Regions from separate parts of the Homo sapiens genome. Here region 1 is linked to region 2. Evidence: chromatin loops called from intact Hi-C (ENCODE). Cell type or tissue: HepG2. All regions are shown on one strand. Each heading gives the region's core, and the rest is flanking DNA. Links, peaks and the distances in the headings are about the cores only. Region 1 has its middle 53 kb from the start of TNKS2-DT. Region 2 overlaps HECTD2 (HECT domain E3 ubiquitin protein ligase 2).

Region 1 (4,409 bases), core at 252-4,251, 250 kb after region 2:
ATTAGCTTTTCTGGGTCTCAGTTTTCTTATTTGTAAAGCAGAGATAATTCTTCTTACAGGGCTGTTGTGAGGATCAAATGATAGAATATATATGAAATATCTAATTCAGTGCCTAGATTCCAGTGAATTTCCTTCAAACCCCTTTCCCACACTCCCCATCGCTAAATTTCCATGCTTAATATTACGTGCCAACAGGGATGTGAGTATTCCTTCCATTCCTCAACAGCAATGAGTTGAACATTGATTTGTGTTGATAGATGTTCTTGAAAAATACACTGTTTTGTATGCATATAATTTTAATTGATATAAATAGTATTGTGTAATGTATCTCATTTAACTTCTTATTCTACTTCTTATTTGGTTTGGGGCTTGGTGTTCTTTGTTTCTTATTGTGGTTTGGGAAAAAAATAGAAAATCTGTTATAAATTAGTCCCTCACAGCTCTTTTTCAAAGGCAAATTCAAAAGTGAGATTTTATAGGTCAGATATGTCCAAAATCAAATGCCAATGAGTTAAATTCATATCTTTTTGCTTGTAAGTATTCTTGCAAAACACATGGTTTTGCATAAAGGTAAAGATAGTTGTAATTTACTTAAATAGCATTGTGCTATATATCGTTCTATTTATCTTTTCTCCCCTCTGCACTATGCTTTGAAGTTCATCTATATTGTCAGATGTGTATCTATTTAGCTGCTTCTCATTTTTTCCCTTATTCTCATAGTATACAATCTCCAAATTATACCTAGCCACTTTTCTAGTGATGGGCACTCAGGAGGGCATTCATCCATCTACCACCATAAAGAATGCTGAAATGAACATTCTTATGTGAGTTCCCACACAGGCAGCCAAAGCTATGAGGAAAGGTGTATACACAAAGGGCCTTGTTATGAGATTGCTGACTCAGCCATGAACAGAGATTCTAGATAGAGAATCAAACCAGTTAGAGCAATGAGCTTAGAGATACAATCTTCATTTTTGTTTTGTTTTGCTTTAATAACAGAATCACGAAGATTTTAAATATTACTTTTAAAAAGCTTGGCTGCATCATAGTTAAATAGTGTTTAGAAAAAGTTCCACCTACCTGTTTTAATAAAGCTGTTTTTTGGATTTGTTTGTTGGTTTTTTTTTTTTAAGATAAAACTACTACATCAAAAGCCATCTCTAGTGCAAAAAATTAACAAACCAAAATTTTTTAGTTTAGAATAAAAGTTTCAAGAGTTAACTTTTGGAAAGCCAAAGTTATCCCCTAAAAAATACTAACATGATTTTTATTTTTGCTGTATAAAGTTTGCTGATAGTGAAAAGAAAATCCATTCTTTAGTTAAAGATCTTTTAACTCATTCCTAAAATTCTAGAACAATTCATGATCTTATAAAGATAACGGAACATAAGAAAAATTATGTGCTATTAAAAATAACTATCCTGGAGAGGAAAAAGGCTTTCGGTTCAAAAATGGTGATGTAGAAGCAAGGTGGCTTCACTTCCCACGGCAGAAAACAAAAAACAAATGTACAGCACCGAGATTATCATCAGCAATATCCCAGAACTCAGATGGAAAGACGAGACAGTTCCCAAGGCCACAGAGAAGTGAAACAACTCTGAGCAGATGGTGAGGAAATCAGACTTCCACAGCCACAAAGCCCATCCCTCCATTTTGTCTGACATCCAGCGCATAGAAAATTTTTCCTGTTTCAGAATAGGGATAGCATTAGGAGGAACATCTAATGTAAATGACGAGTTAATGGGTGCAGCACACCAACATGGCACATGTATACATATGTAACAAGCCTGCATGTTGTGCACATGTACCCTAGAACTTAAAGTATAATAATAAAAAATAATAATTAATAAATAAGTAAATAAAAATTTTCTCCAGGGTGCACGGGCTCACGTCTGTAATCCCAACATGTTGGGAGGCCTAGGCAGGCGGATCGCTTGAGGCCAGGAGTTCCAGACCAGTCTGGCCAACATGGTGAAACCTCATCTCTACTAAAAATATAAAAATTAAGCTGTGTGTGGTGGTGCACGCCTGTAATCCCAGCTACGCAGGAGGCTGAAGGAGGAGAATTGCTAGAACCCGGGAGGCGGAGGCTGCAGGGAGCCGAGATCGCGCCACTGCACTGAAGCCTGCGCAACAGGGCCAGACACTGTCAAAAAAAAAAAAAAAAAAAAGGAAAAGAAAAGAAAGAAAGGAAAATTTCCTGCCAACTCATGGTTTCTACACTGCAAAAAGTGAGCTCAAGTGGACAACCAGCTTCCCCATCAACTCGGTTTCCCTGGCAGGAGGCCCGTCCCTGCCTTAACGCACAGGAAGCATTGCAATTGCCTGAAGGAAGAAATATCCCTGAGGACAGACAGTAAAAGGTGGAGATGGGAATGCTATGCCCGGCCCTGAAAACTATGCTCTGTAATTTAGCTGAAGGAGGCGCCAAATTAGAGTGGCCATTCAACAGCACCATGCCGTAGGAGGTACGTTCCACAGGTCCCCAGGGCACAAACCCCTGGCCGGCATTCCTACACTGCCGGGATATCCCTCTCTGATACCTCCCCGATTCTGGACCGTCATTGTTCCCATCATTTACTAGAGCTGAGGTGAACCTGGGCTTAAGGTGCCACCTAGAGCTGCAAAGGCGGCAGTGACCTAGTGGTAAAGAATCTCTACTCAGCCAGATGCAGCGGCTCATGCCTGTAATCCTAGCGCTTTGAGAGGCTGAGGCAGGATTATCGCTTGAACCTGAGTGTGAGACGAGCCTGAGCAGAAACCCAACTCTAGGAAAAATGTCTAAAAATTACTCAGGCATGGTGGTGTATGCCTGTAAGTCTCAGTTACTCGGGGGAATGAGACAGGAGCATTGCTTGAGCCTAGAAGTTCAAGTCTGCAGTGAACTATGATCACCACTGCACCCTAGCCTGGGTGATAGAGCAAGGCCCTGCCTCGAAGAGAAAAAGAAAGAGAAGGAGAAGGAAGAAGGAGAAGGAAGAAGAAAGAAGAAGAAAAGAAAAAGAAAAAGAATCTCTAAGCAGGTGTACCCAATAAAAACCAAAACAAGTCAAACAGAGAAGATTGGAATAAATAATTAATCCTTTGATGCAAAAACATGGACGTACACCCACAAGAAATAGGGAACCATGATCTCTGCAAATGAACAAAGAAAGGAACTAGTGACTGCCCCTAGCAAGACAGCAATCTGTGAACTCTCTGACCAGGAATTCAAAATGACAGTTTTAAGGAGACTTGGCCAAGTCTAAAATAACACAGAAATCAATTCAGAAATTTATCAGAGAAATTTAACAAAGAGATTGAAATAATTTTAAAAATCAAACAGAAATCTTGGAACTGAGACATACATTTGCTGAATTGAAAAATCCATTAGAGATTCTCAACCCCAGAATGGATCAAGCAGAGAAAAGAATCAGTAAGCTCAGAGACCAGCTATTTGAAAATACATAGTCAAAGGAGAAAAAAAGAATAAAAGGGAAAGAAGGCCACTTACAAGATAGAGAAAATTACCTCAAAAGACCAAATCTAAGAAGTATTGGTGTTCAAGAGGGAGTTGAGCAAGAGCAAGGGGTAAAAAGCTTATTCAAGAAATAGAAAACTTCCCAAAACTTAAAAAGAAAAAAAATATCCGGATACAGGAAGGTCAGAGAAAACCAAACACATTCATCCCAAATAATACTACCCCAAGGTATATAATAACCAAACTCTGAAAGGTCAAGGATAAAAGAGGGGATCCTAAAAGCAGCAAAAGAGAAGAAGCAAATAACATATAAATGAGCTCCAATTCATCAGGCGACAGACTTCTCAACAAAAACAATGCAGGCCAGGAGAGAGTGCAATGACATTTTCAAAGTCCTGAAAGAACAAAACTGCCATTCAGTAATACTGTATCCCCAAAGGTATACTTCAAATATGAAGGAGAGAGGATGAATATTTAAGGTAATGGTTGTCCCAAGTACATTGATTTGATCTTTACAAATTTATGAATATATTATCATATGTGCCCCAAGACTCTGTATATCTATTAAGCATCAATAAAAAAAAATTCTTTCAGGGCCAGGTGCAGTGGCTCACACCTGTAATCCAGCACTTTGGGAGGCCGAGGCGGGCAGATCACCTGAGGTCAGGAGTTCGAGATCAGCCTGACCAACATGGTGAAACCCCATCTCTACTAAAAATACAAAAAATTAGCCGGGCATGGTGTCAGGCGCCTGTAATCCCAGCCACTGGGGAGGCTGAGGCAGGAGAATCACTTGAACCCAGGAGGCAGAGGTTGCAGTGAGCTGAGATCGCACCACTGCACTCCAGCCTGGGCACAACAGAGCAAGACTCCATCTCAAAAAAAAAAAAATAATTGTTTCAAAAGACAAAAGTAATAATTTTTAAAAGAAAATAAATAATAAAAGTAA
Region 2 (4,409 bases), core at 265-4,264:
TTAATTCCCTAGAAAAGGATTTGATGTAGAACACTTAAATGAGTAATTCATGTTTCTTAGTATATAACCTAGATTCCAGACCCACCTTTGTTCCTGGTTATGTGTGTAACAAGTCATTTAACTTCTCCAGGTCTCAGACTACACATCTATAAAATTAGAGGTCTGACCTACAGGGTATATTGGGTCTATACAGGTTCTAACATACTTTGATTGCATTTTCATGTATTATCATAAAAAATGCTTCAGCTAGATCTTAATATGGTTATTAGAAGATAATGGCTGATTCCGCTATGTGATTTATTTATTTATTTATTTTTGTGACAAGTTTTATTTTGTCACCTGGGCTGGAGTGTAGTGGTACAATCAAAGCTCACTGCCGCCTCAAACTCCTGGTCTCAGGGTCTCAAGCCATACTCCTACCTCAGCCTCCCAAATAGTTGGGATTACCAGCTCATGCTACCACACCCAGCCCTAGCTATGTGATTTTTTAAAGTTTAGCATTGAAGGGGAGTTTTTTTTAAAAAAAGAAATGAATTATATTGTGCTAAATTAAAAATTTGAAGGCAGTAGATACCAGGAGGTAGTACTTTGGGTGAAGTACCTGACCTCTCTAATTCTGTTTCCTGATCTATAAGACATAGTAAACACCTAGCTCACACAGTGTCTGGCAGATTTATTGGATAAATGGAGGGATGGAGTTTTGTAGCATTGCAAATAAGTTAAAGACTGCCTAACACATTTCCCAGAATTAAAAATGTTAATTCTCTTTTCACTGCTCTTTGTTCTCCTCTACTGTATAATATCTTCAAATAGCTAACCCGGAAAAGAGCCGATTTGAAAAAGAAGTTAAAAGTTACATTTGTAGGGGAAGCTGGTTTGGATATGGGTGGTTTGACTAAAGAATGGTTCCTTCTTCTAATTCGCCAAATTTTTCATCCAGATTATGGTAAGTATGTAATCTAATTTTTATAAACTGTGTTTCTTCATAATTGTTAGAGTGAAGTAGTCACCCTTATTTTTAACCTATTCTGTGATTTTACAGACTTTTTGTCCATCGTAAATGTTGAATAATTGTTTAAGGACTGTTATTTACATTTTAAAAACTTGTTTGACCGAATTGTTGATCAGTTGATTCTCTTACTGGGAATCCTACACAAAATGTATCAAGATTAAAAGTAAACATTTATGAGGAAACATCCATATCTTTTCTGAATAAGTCAAATGCATGAAAATTTAATTTGTCATTGAAATAAACATTTGAAATTAAAACACAAAACTATAGTTTGCTCTATAGTAACATTTAAAGCCTCTTTCATTAATGGGTCATTTTAATAAATAAGAATTCATGAATTAATTTTTTAAGAAAAAATAAGCCTTTGAAATTTTTTATTTTACAGAAACTACCTGTATAATCCTTACTATCTGTTAAACTTTTCAAAGGAGAATTTTCAGTGTTTTCCTTATTCTTTAGTTTTCTTTTCTATATGTGTATGTGATGGGAAATAGGGATGACAGTGATAAATTGAAGTCTCCAGATATCCTCAAAATTAATTTTGATCATAATTTATAATCTATGAAACTATACTTTTTATAAAGTTATCTGATTCATTTAGTTTCTATCTTTTTACCCTGTTTCTACCCTTGGTTCAGGAAAATAAAATGTTCTCCATATATATTTAATATATATATTTATATTTGCTGAGATTTGCAAATATATAGTCCCATAAATAATCCAAAATTTTTAACTTGAAAGATGGTTTGTAACAGAATTATTGTTGAATTGATTAGCTTCTAATAGATGAGATGTCATGTACATGTTTACCACTTTGATTTTTTTAAGTCAATCATGTTAATAATAACATTATTCGTGTGTTTTTTTAGGCATGTTTACATATCACAAGGATTCACACTGCCATTGGTTTAGCAGCTTTAAATGTGATAACTATTCTGAATTCCGATTGGTTGGAATTGTATCCTTTAAACTTTCCACTAGGAGGTGCTAATAGATTAGAGATTTTTAAAGATTTTATCTGTATTTTAGAAAACTGTTTTCTTTAGCCATTTTATCCAAATTAAATGTTATTGTCAAATGTACTATTAGATTTTCAGTAATCTTCATTATGTGTAATATATGTCAGTAGACTTAATTGAAAGAAATGAGAGTTTGATTTTTTTCTGAAAACCTTATCTCAAAATAAAAATGGTTCTTTCCTATTTCACATATAATTGAAGTTATCACTAATTTAAGGCATTTTTTAAAAAAAATCAAAGTATTTCCCATTTATAATGAAGTATTTTTTTTCTGTTCTTTCACTTTGTGCTCATTTCCCTCAGTTTACTGAATTGAAATTGGGGGAATTAAATCTAGCTCTTTAATATGCCTCCAAATCCTGAAACATAAAGGAAGCATCCATAAAAATTGAATGGAATGGGAATATTTAAAGCATATAGTATTATTTTATAGTATTTTTAAAAATTTTATAAGTCCATCTGCAATCCTATGATTCCTATCAGGTATATTGTAGAGGGCATTTCTGCATTGGGTAGGAGATTGGACAAGATGCCTTCTACATTAGCTTTTTAGATTCCAAGAAATGTAATTGTTTGTGGAAGAAAGGAGGGAAGAGTAAATAAATAAGCACTGGAGATAAGAAAGTATAAAAGGGGTGGGGGGGAATTCTTAATCTGTTCTCAGAGTCAAATGACCATATGGCAGTAAGTACTAAGGAGTTCTGAGAAGGAAAATATACAATGTATTTTTCCCAGAGAGGATAGAGATTTAAAAAATGGAACAATTACATTTGATTAATATATGGCTGGTGAGAGTGGTGGGACATTATAAGCTGAGAGAATGGTGAGAATAAAAAAGGCTAAATTGTGCTGGGCTTGGTAGAGAGCAGCAGCAAGCGCACTGAAAGTTATGGAAAATACCATCAGAAAATGAATGAAGAGCCATCTTTGAATGTCTGTCTTTGTTACATCTGTTGGAATAAATTATGAGACATATATATGGAAACTGAGAGACCAGATTAATAAAAGAAAGTGTAGTAGGGAACAAACTACACATTAAGATAGTAAACTCAACTTGAAATTTTGTATATATTGTTGTGTCTAAAGGTCCAAAGTGCTAAATTCCACAAAATGAATAACGCTTAACAATTCTGAGACTCCTGTTTATATTCTAGTATCTGCAGTAATCATTTGTTGAATGTTTCATCTTCATTGAAGGGCCTAATCATTGATGCTTGTCACTATACTATGAGCTATTTATATGTTCATACATATATGTTTGTCATGCTTTATATTCATATATCACAATTTAGATTTGGATGATATTTTGACTCTAATATTTACACTAAAATATTATAGCTTAGTTACATTTTTAAGTGATACTATACATAAAATCATGAAATTGCTCATTGTTTTTTTTGCAATAGATATTAGTTTCTATTTAGTCATTACCCAAAAGAGCATATTAAGCATGTTTAGATATTCTATATTTCAAGTTAAACAATTAAATCTAAAAATTATAATTGCTACTCTCATTATTATGTGTGTTTATCACACACACAGATATAAAACCTATAGAAAGCTAAATTGATGCTGTAAAAAGCATAATACTATATAGGAGAAATGTGAGATGAGAGTGGATTGTGGTCAGGTAAGGAGTTGGGAACTGAAATTTGAGAAAGAACAGGTATGAACATTGAGAAAATATAGTTGGTTTCATATATATCTCCAGTTTTAAAATTTCAGGACCAAAGATGTGTTGTTCTAGTAGTTCTGACAGTATTGTGTTTCTAATACAATTATTTTGAAGTATAAGGCCTTATTATCAGACTTCATTACACCTTAGCAAATTGAAATTTTGGTGGTCTTCCAATTTTTAAAAGTTATTTTCAGTAATTTACCCAGCTCATATGTTTAGATTTCCTTATGATCCTATAAAATGAATTACTTCCTTAATAACTTTATATAATAATTGACTGTTGAAATACTATGAAATTTGATCTAAAACCTCTCTTTCCATAAATGGATAAGTTACATTCCACCATATGACTAATAAATAATCCTGAGCAAAATTTGTAACATCTGTAGCTTTTTAACTTTGACACTGAAACTCCAAGTAACATAAGTCTTTCAAGTTTTACTGTTGGAAATTACCTATCCTATTAGCTTATCAATAGCATGTTTATATCCATATGTTTATTCAGTTTAGCTCTGTTCTTCACACATAGTCTGTTTTTAATTTTAAAATAAATAAAATGGCTATCTCCAAAATCAGTATTCTACAGTGAGATCTACTGAATAAACCATTGCTGCTGCTTATAAAATTGCCAGCATCTTTGTTTAAATTTAGAAAATGTTTTCTGTAAAATAATTACAGGCAAGTCTTAAGTTGCTGCCTG

What was found. Peaks named below come from ENCODE experiments on the same cell type or tissue, not always from the same donor. Only the 100,000 strongest peaks of a DNase experiment are listed, where the experiment ranks them.
Region 1: it touches region 2 in a loop (3-fold over the local background); 12 of 110 quality-filtered maps call a loop at or near these places.

The regions. Positions count from the first base shown.
Region 1 is chr10:91,742,781-91,747,189 of GRCh38, forward strand. No RefSeq gene overlaps it. Among named protein-coding and RNA genes, the nearest start is that of TNKS2-DT, 53 kb to the right of the region's middle. In HepG2, for the core only: a CTCF peak has its summit at 2,607; a DNase peak (open chromatin) is centred at 2,611.
Region 2 is chr10:91,491,539-91,495,947 of GRCh38, forward strand. HECTD2 (HECT domain E3 ubiquitin protein ligase 2) reads left to right here. Exons shown (of 21, transcript NM_182765.6): 13 at 814-946; 14 at 1,882-1,970. The region is part of intron 3 of HECTD2-AS1 (HECTD2 antisense RNA 1); the gene reads right to left. Among named protein-coding and RNA genes, the nearest start is that of HECTD2, 83 kb to the left of the region's middle. In HepG2, for the core only: a CTCF peak has its summit at 1,974 (motif pointing right); a DNase peak (open chromatin) is centred at 1,943.